Linked DNA regions of Homo sapiens: region 2 is linked to region 1. Evidence: chromatin contacts called from ENCODE Hi-C or POLR2A ChIA-PET data. All regions are on one chromosome and are shown on one strand. Each heading gives the region's core, a stretch centred on a gene start or an enhancer-like site at or near the end of the contact. The rest is flanking DNA. Distances are from core to core; before and after follow the strand shown. Region 1 overlaps CHST11 (carbohydrate sulfotransferase 11). Region 2 holds the start of CKAP4 (cytoskeleton associated protein 4).

Region 1 (4,460 bases), core at 574-3,073:
AAAGTGGAATAGAGGATATGAAATGCAACTTCTCCCCTGTAGGGGAAGCCAGCATGGGAGCCATTACCTGGGTCCATTCACCAGGGAGGCACTGGCTGAGCCGGCAGCATCCTGCATGCGGGACTCAGAAAGAAATCAGGGGAGGGGCTAGTGTGAGCAAAGCGCTGGAGAGTATGGTGCCATCACCAAGGTCCCCAAAGAACATGTTTGCTGAAGCCACCATGATGACGAGCTTGATCATGACAGGCAGAGCTGGTGAGGGTGGAAGAAGAGATGATGGCCCCACTGGGAGCCACACCCTAATTTGTAGGTAGATGGATACCCTTTAGGATAAAGAGTGGTGCTCTGTCAACTCATCTTATTTGGTGCTGTTGTTTTTTCTTGTTTGAGGTTTGTTTATCCTTTCATTTCCTAGTTTAATTTCCTTTTAATAAAGCTCTAATCTTGTCTTGGCTCACCTAATGGGAAAAGGGATTAGTCCACAGCTAAGCCAAGGGGAGGGTGGGGGGGAAGGACTTGGAGCCCTTGGAGGCCAGGACCAGCAGGGGAAGGTGAGTGGGTGGGAAGGGCCCCCCAGAGCCCAGGCAGACAAACAGCAAACTCAGAAGGGGCCAAAATAAAGACAACTGCGGTGCCCACCCCCACCTGCAGGTTGCTTTTCCAACAAGCCCAGCTGGGCTTCCAACACAAATATTTCTTGCAAAGCAGAATAGGAGGCCTGAGCTCCAGTCCTGGCCCAGCCCCCTGGCTCTCTGTTGGGTCAGTTCTTTAACTTCCTGAGCCTCAGTTTCCTCACCTGTATGGTGGGGATGAGAATCACAGATTCCACCTCAGAGGATTATTGCCAAGTACCTGGCTCAGAGTGGGTGCCCTCCAACCATGGGAACTATTATTATTAATTTAAAAGTGGAAGGCCGGGCGTGGTGGCTCACGCCTGTAATCCCAGCACTTTGGGAGGCCGAGGTGGGCAGATCACGAGGTCAGGAGATCGAGACCATCCTGGCTAACATGGTGAAACCCCGTCTCTACTAAAAATACAAAAAATTAGCCGGGCGTGGTGGCGGGTGCCTGTAGTCCCAGCTACTTGGGAGGCTGAGGCAGGAGAATGGCGTGAATCTGGGAGGAAGAGCTTGCAGTGAGCCATCATGCCACTGTACTCCAGCCTGGATGACAGTGCAAGACTCTGTCTCAAAAAACAAAACAAAACAAAAAAAGTGGAAGAAGGCTCGCTGCAGTGATCTGTCCTCAGGTTTCATGCAGATAAGCCATGGGCCTGTTCCAGCACAGGGCTGGTCTCTACAGCAAATCCTACCAGCTCTGCTCCTGCACTATCTTCCAGACTGAAGCCTCTAAGGGGTCTCATCCCAACCCTACTTTCAAGGGACAGATCTGAGATGGAGGTCCAGCCAGTCTTCCCCTACCTACACTGGTCAGTCTGCCACCGGGCTCTGAGACAGAACCACCCCAGCTGCACTCTGCCTGCCAGGGCCAGGGCCAGGACTCAGCCAGAGACTCCAAACCTGACCCTCTTCATCGCCTCCCCAGTGCTGCTTCAAGGATTTGAAAACCAGAAGCAGGAAAGCTCCCCTAGAAAGAGGGCATGCTGGCTTGGCAGGATGCCCAGGCAGCACCACGCCAGCTGCAGGGAGCCCAGGTGTGTCTTTTTGGCAGATGCAAGCAGGGCCACTCTGCCTTTGAAGAAAGAGGATTGGCCACACGTTAGACACTGAAGGCAGGAAACAGAATCTGGCCTCAGTGAGGGCTGGAACCAAGGAGAAACCACTTACAAGATGGCTGAGGAAAGACATCAGTAGGGAGGCCACCGAGTGGAATCATAAGCGGTGGAGAGTCAAAAGGCAACCTGAGACGAAATGCAGCAAGTGCATGCGGGAGTCCACCCAGATGCAGGGAAGGTAGGGGGTGTCCAGGAGCTTCCATGGACAGATATCCAGGAGGTGCACGCTGGGAGGGTGGCTGCGGCAGAGATTTCCCAGCAGCCTCTGAGCAGCAATAAGCACAGTGAGGAGGAAGCAGAAGTCCCTCTCTTCAGAGGAAGCAGTTCTCCATCCCGTGAGCCAATCCACAACTGGCCGGACAGCTCCTTGCAGAAACCGTCCAAGAAAAGCAGTCTCCACTAGCAGATAGCAAAGGCAGAGAGACCTAAGAGGTTCCTTTGTTTGCTAACTGCACCCCTAAACTCCAGAGGAAATAAGAAAATTCAAATTGCTTCCTCTTGGTACCAGAGGAATCAGGTTTGACAAGTCTCTTTATGAGATGACAGCTGAGAAATGTTCTAGAGAGGTCCCTTCTTACCCTGGGTTAAAACAGTGAAGTCTTGGCTTTCCAGGAGCTGGAAAACACGCTCATGAGACCCAGACCAGATTCTCAGGCACAACTGATGTTTCCATCCCTGATCTAGAATAAGCCATTCCAGGCAAAGGAATTTTCCAGATAGGAAAAACTCCTCAAGTGCAACAACAAAAAAAAGTCATGAGAACTTTGTGTGTGTGTGTGTGTGTGTGAAGAAAAAGTCTCTGAATGTCCTCTTAAGTTCCTCAAATGGAAATCCCCTAAATGTGCTGGAGTTCTTGAAAAGAGCATATTGGAAGAAATCTGTTACTGATAATCCCACACAAACACGCTACCCACTACAGTGGCACACTGCCCCTACCATGGTACAGAGGGAAAGACTTGGACTTTGAAAACACAGGGTAGAACCCCATCTCTGCATCTGACGTATCTAACCCTCCAAACTTCTGCTTCCTCATCTCTAAAATGGGTGGTGAGGAGCAACAACAAGGTTTGCGGTTTTTTGTTTTGCTTTGTTTTAAGAGATAGGGTCTTGTTCTATTGCCTAGGCTGGAACACAGTGGCACAATCATAGCTCACTACAGCCTCAAATTTTTGGGCTCAAGCTATCCTCCCGCCTCAGCCTCCCACAAGTAGCTGGGACTACAGGCATGTGCCGTCATGCCCAGCTAATTTTTTAATTTTTTTGTAGAGACAGGGGTCTCACTATGTTGCCCAGGCTAGTCTTGAACTCCCAGCCTCGAGTGATCCTCCCGCCTCAGCCTCCCAAAGTGCTGGCATTACAGGTGTGCACCACCATGCCCAGCCTACAACACGGCTTTTTGAGAAGTAAATGAAATGTACAAAACCTGCATGTAGTGGGCATCTAATTGGTATGACAATGTGTTCCTTAAAATACTTTTGAAAGTAATTAGTAGTTGAAAATAAACCTTAGTATTTAAGCAACCTCTACTTGACTACATATCTAGTTGCATAATTTCTTAATTTTAAAAAGTATTCTTGTTTTAATTATAAAAGTAATAAATGTTCATTGTAAAAAAAAAAATCTAAATCCCCAAAATAATTTTAAAAGTTAAAAACCACCTATATTCCAACCACCTAGACACAGGCTTGAGATTTTGTTATGTGTCTTCTCAGAGATACATAACAGGCTGGGTGTAGTGGCTCATAGCTGTAATACTAACACTTGTGAACGCTGAGGCAGGAGGATCGCTTGGGCCCAGGAGTTCTAGGCCAGCCTGGGCAACATGGTGAAATCCCATCTCTACAAAAATACAAAAATTAGCCAGGCATGGTGGCACACGCCTGTAGTCCCAGCTACTGAGGAGGCTGAAGTGGGAGGACTGCTTGAGCCTGGGAGGATGAAGCTGCAGTAAGCCACGATTGCGCCACTGCACTCCAGCCTGGGCGACACAGCAAGACCTTGTCTCAAAATTTAAAAAAATCAAATTAATTTGTAAAAAGTAAAAAAAGAAATGCGCATAGGTACTCTGTCTTTACAATGATACAATTCTTCTATGCATGTCGCTTTGTAATTTTTTTCATGTATGTCTCATGAGCATTTTTTTTCATATTAGAGATCATACTCCCATACTGCCATTCTAAAGGCTGCACAGGATCCCATAGTATGGATATACCATCCTTTAATTACTGCCACATGATATTTTGATCATTTCTAATTTCTCACTACTGTGAACAATACTGAGATGAGTACTATGTACCTACCCAGTTCCTCATTTGGGCTTCTCAGAAGTGTCACTAATGACGTACAGGATCAGATGACTCTGTTGTAAGGATTGTCCTGTGCACCATAGGACGTTCAGCAGCATCCCTGGCCTCAACCCACTAGAGGACAGTAGCAGCTCCCCAGCTCTGACAATCAAAACTATCTTCGGATGTTGCCAAATGTCCTCCCTGGGGTGGATGGGGTGCAAAATCCCCCCTGGTTGAGAACCATGGCTTTAGGATAAACTCCTAGAAGTGCCAGATCAAGGTGATTACAGACTTTTTATTTTCTTATCCATTGCTAAATTGCCCCCAGAAGGTTGAGTGCCCCCGTCAGCACTGGGGAACAGCCATCCTCCTTCTCATGTTTGCTGGTAGGAAGGTGGGTAGGGTCCACCCAGTTTTGTTTTTAATTAAATTAATAG
Region 2 (4,460 bases), core at 1,439-3,938, 1.6 Mb before region 1:
CTAGGCTGGTCTTGAACTCCTGGCCTCAAGTGATCTTCCTGCCTTGGCCTCCCATAGCGTTGGGATTACAGGTGTGAGGCACTGTACTTGGCCTGGATCAATTTTTAAAAATTTAAATATCATTTAATTATTTTTGATAAGGATCAGATGACTATTTCTCTAAGAAACGGATTAATAATAAGACAGGTCCTTAAAGATGCACCTTACAGAAAGGGTGACCCTGAAATCTAGAGGAGTTTAGGGATACTTCTCAAGGTCACACACTTTGGTAGCACTAAAGGAGTAGGGCTCTTGCTTTCAAGGCCAGATCTTGGCAGCAAGCTGCTTTACCAGTTATCACTGCCTCTGCCCCTAACATGGAGAACTGCTTGAAGGGGGATAACCTCTTTTTGCGCGCTAGAGATTTTAACAACACAACCCGAACTCAGCTGAATAGTTTTTAAACAAGGTTCCTGTGATGAGTGTCTTCTGATTTCTTCTGCTGTCTCCCCGCGCCACAGGTCAGAGACCTGTGCCCTGTTGAACCTAGAGGCTCCTACAATAGCTCCTGGTATTTAGCTGAAGTAGGGTGTTCCTCTCTGTCTGGGGCAGATGGTTGTATTTCTAGTCCAGAACCTGCTATAATTTACTCTGTCCTCCCACACTAATAGCGATTCTTCTATCTGCCAGCTTGGCTTCTATAGCCTTCTGCAATCTGGACCCGCTCCACCCAGTTCATCTCTTTCTTCTCTACATGTAGAACACACCCTCATGGCCAACAGGTGTCCTGGGCTCACCCCATTTCCGCCACAGAAATATCCTCCCTGCTCTCCTCATATGCAAATCATTCTTCAAGGCACTGCTCAAGGTCTTTCTGCCCCCAAAGCCTGCCCATGTACAGGCCAATGGTTTGCTTTCCAAATCTCTTTACATTTATGTTCCCAATTTACCTAAGTTAGCCCTCAACAGGTTTCTGTATATATCTCCAAGTGTAGTGCAGGCTCCTTGAGGGCAGGCACACAAGTGTTCATTCATTCACTGGAGGCTTTTAGCAACACCTTATAAAGCGAGAAAGAAGGAGAAATATAAACTATGGTTGCTTCCAGTCCTCAGGGAGGGGAGACATACCTGGCACACAGTGGGCCCTCAACAAAGGTTTGCTATATTGAACTAACATATATGCCTCTCGTTGCAATTACTTGCTAAGTCCCATGAGAGGTATCAAATGGTGTTATAGGGAAAGCATCATCAAAGAGGTGGCATTTGAACCCTATAGGCTTTAAGGGCAGGGCATGGTTTTGTCTTTGTTTACAGAACTGGGAGGAGGTTACAGACAGAAGAAACAGCATTCCTACTACACACAGTGCCAGGTGCACACAGTGCCAGGCACACATCACTCACCAGAAACTGGGGAAAGCAGTGGAATTGAGTGAGTTCTGTCCCTGCCCCGGCACCAATTAGACTGAGTGAGTGGGCAAGTTGCTTAACTTCCCTGGGCCCCCGTTTCCTTCCCATTCTGAAGTGATTAAGCTGCACAGACTTCAGAAAGAAGCAGACTGAGTGAGGTTCGAATGATGACTATATGTGACCTTGAGCCAATCCGAAGCCGGCTCGCTCAGTCTCAATTTCCTTCCTATAAAATGGGTAAAATAATTTCTACCTCACAGGGCTTTTGTGAGATTTCGAGAACATATGTGAGTCGCTAACCACACAGCCTGGCAATACCAGATTTCCTTTTACAAAAGTAGGGGTGACAACGCTGATCTGCCTCTTTCTGTGTGGCTGCTGCTGCCTCCGCAGCACCCATCCCAGAGGCTGTCAGGAGTAGGGGCCGTGGACAAACTTCATGACCCCGAAAGAGAAAACAGAGCTGAAGGGGCTTCGGGGGGAAAAAGTAAAGAGCTGGCCACAGCAGGCTAACTTGGCTAACGGGGACACTTGGTGAATGCGTCCCCTTGAACAGACTTACCACAGTCGAGAATCTTTGCTAACTCGCATCAACCATGCCTCCCAAGCTGGCTGGATTTTGGACAGCCTTTTTTGTCTCCGCCTTCAAACCCAAGGCAAAGGACAAGGCCCAACCCCATGGCGGGCTGGGAGAGTGAAAGCAGGGGGAGTCCCCCAATTCCCAGCGGAAAGGAAGGGCGATCTGTTCCCACCCGCTGACTCCCACTCCCGGGGCCAGGGCTCCTTGGGCGCCCCCCTTCATTTCTCTCCTCTCCGCACAGGTCGGGAAGGGAGGGGGTCGCGCTTGGCCCGCGGCGCAGGTTCACCCCGGCTTTCGTCCCTCCGACCCCGCCTGGCCGCCCATCCCCGACCCCCGTGGACCCTGCTCGGCCGCCCCGGCTGGGGTCGATCTGGCCCTCCGCCCCCAGCCTGCGTGGAACCCGCCGGGCCGCCAGCCCCACCTCGGCCGCGTCCCCTCCCCTCCGCTCCGCTCTTCTCCCCTCCCCTCGCGGCCACCTCGGTGCCCACCCCGGCCTCCGCAGACCCCGCCGGGACCCCGCCCCGCGCCCAGCCACCCCCGCGCCGGCTTCCCGGCCCCCGTAGACCCCGCCCGGCCCTCCCTCTCCGGGGTCGTGGCGGCGGGGAGGAGGGGCCGCCGGGCCGGCGTGCGTGGCAAGCTCTCCCGGCTCGGCTCGCTCGGCCTCCCTTACCGGGAGGCGGGGTCGGCGCCGCGGCGGCGGAGGCAGGCCCCCTCCTCCCGCCTCCTCGGCCCGGCCTCCTTCCCCGGCCGCGCGTCCTCTCGCCGCTCCGACGCCAGCAGCGCCCGCGTGCCGCTCGCCCAGTCCCGGGGGAGCCCCTGCAAGTTTCCCGGGCCGCGCGCCGCGCTCGCTCGCCTCCCAGCCCGCGGCCCGAGCCGCCGCCGCGCCCGCCATGCCCTCGGCCAAACAAAGGGGCTCCAAGGGCGGCCACGGCGCCGCGAGCCCCTCGGAGAAGGGTGCCCACCCGTCGGGCGGCGCGGATGACGTGGCGAAGAAGCCGCCGCCGGCGCCGCAGCAGCCGCCGCCGCCGCCCGCGCCGCACCCGCAGCAGCACCCGCAGCAGCACCCGCAGAACCAGGCGCACGGCAAGGGCGGCCACCGCGGCGGCGGCGGCGGCGGCGGCAAGTCCTCCTCCTCCTCCTCCGCCTCCGCCGCCGCTGCCGCCGCCGCCGCCTCGTCCTCGGCGTCCTGCTCGCGCAGGCTCGGCAGGGCGCTCAACTTTCTCTTCTACCTCGCCCTGGTGGCGGCGGCCGCTTTCTCGGGCTGGTGCGTCCACCACGTCCTGGAGGAGGTCCAGCAGGTCCGGCGCAGCCACCAGGACTTCTCCCGGCAGAGGGAGGAGCTGGGCCAGGGCTTGCAGGGCGTCGAGCAGAAGGTGGGTACCCCCGGCCCCGCAACTGTCCCCATCGACTGCGGCCTCCGGACCCACGGCCGGGCTCCTTCGTGCTTCCCGACCGGCCCCTAGCGCTGCCTGCCCAGGCCCGGAGGCGGGAGCCGGCCGCTCCTCCTTGGCGGGCCCTGGCCTAGACATCCCACTCCACGCGGCCCCCTAGTTCCGAGGCAGTCCCCAGACCCCCTTTGTTAATGGCTGCGGAGGAATCGGCCCCGAGGGATGGGCCGCCGCGAGGATGCCCAGGCCCGCCTGGCAGGGTGGGCCAAGGGCCTGTCACAGGGCATTAGCGGTGACCTGTAAGGAAGCCGGCAGGCTCCGGGGAGCCCATTCTTTCTGCATTAGGAACCGCTGAATGGGCAGAGCTGTCTGAAAAGGAGGTTGGAAGGGAAGCCAGCGCATCCCTGGAAGCCTCAGGCAAGGCCCCACCTCAGCTCTGCCTGTGGGAGACATCCGAGCGGGGTTTTTAATAGACCCGGAGCTGGCATTCTTACTCATTTGCAGGTCCAAATGAAATACCATCTATCTTTAGGTCCCTTGTCCTGTATTGGACCAGCCTGCCCAGGTGGGCCTTTGACGTAGTCCTACTTCAGCTTTTTTGGGTTTTCTTTTGAGAGGGAGTCTGGCTCTGTCGCCCAGGCTGGAGTGCAGTGGTACGATCTCAGCTCACTGCAACCTCTGCCTCCCAGGTTCCAGCGATTCTCCTGCCTCAGCCTCCTGAGTAGCTGGGATTACAGACATGTGCCACCATACCCAGCTAATTTTTTATTAGTAGTAGAGACAAAGTTTCACCGTATTGGCCAGGCTGGTCTCGAACTTCTGACCTCAAGTGATCCGCCTGCCTCGGCCTCCCAAAGTGCTGGGATTACAGGCGTGAGCCACTGCGCCCGGCCCTACTTCCGCTTTAGGGGAAGAGGAGGGCCAAAAATACTAGATCATACTGGTGAATAATACTTCTAGCCACATTTATATGGTGTTTAGAATGCTTACTCACTCACATATTATCTAATTCTTATAACTACCCTGGGAGGGAGGACTAACAGTTTTGATTTCATTTCCCAGAGCAGAACATTGAGGTTTAGACAGAGGAATGAGTTGACAAAGTC

Evidence for each region. Hi-C counts contacts between places; a loop is a spot of excess contacts on that map. ChIA-PET counts read pairs that join two places held with the same protein, here RNA polymerase II (POLR2A). Pooled maps may share reads with other maps.
Region 2: a loop to region 1 is called in a pooled map, with 3 times the contacts of the local background. The contact joins the promoter of CKAP4 here to the enhancer-like site in region 1. A Hi-C loop is called at or near these places in 1 of 50 pooled maps. POLR2A ChIA-PET finds 5 or more read pairs at or near these places in 2 of 52 experiments (HCT116 and HEK293T).

Annotation. Positions count from the first base shown.
Region 1 is chr12:104,641,699-104,646,158 of GRCh38, reverse strand. The region is part of intron 2 of CHST11 (carbohydrate sulfotransferase 11); the gene reads right to left. Among named protein-coding and RNA genes, the nearest start is that of MIR3922, 52 kb to the right of the region's middle. RefSeq lists enhancers at 1,946-1,995, 2,893-2,942. Within about 2 kb of position 1,823, at least 15 of the 41 ENCODE cell types and tissues checked have a DNase peak (open chromatin) inside an H3K27ac peak, as active enhancers do.
Region 2 is chr12:106,246,248-106,250,707 of GRCh38, reverse strand. CKAP4 (cytoskeleton associated protein 4) reads left to right here and starts at 2,688. Exons shown (of 2, transcript NM_006825.4): 1 at 2,688-3,339. The coding sequence starts at 2,857. LOC124903008 (a long non-coding RNA gene) reads right to left here and starts at 2,436. Exons shown (of 2, transcript XR_007063443.1): 1 at 1,949-2,436; 2 at 1-1,037. RefSeq lists silencers at 2,113-2,452, 2,483-2,792, 3,453-3,542.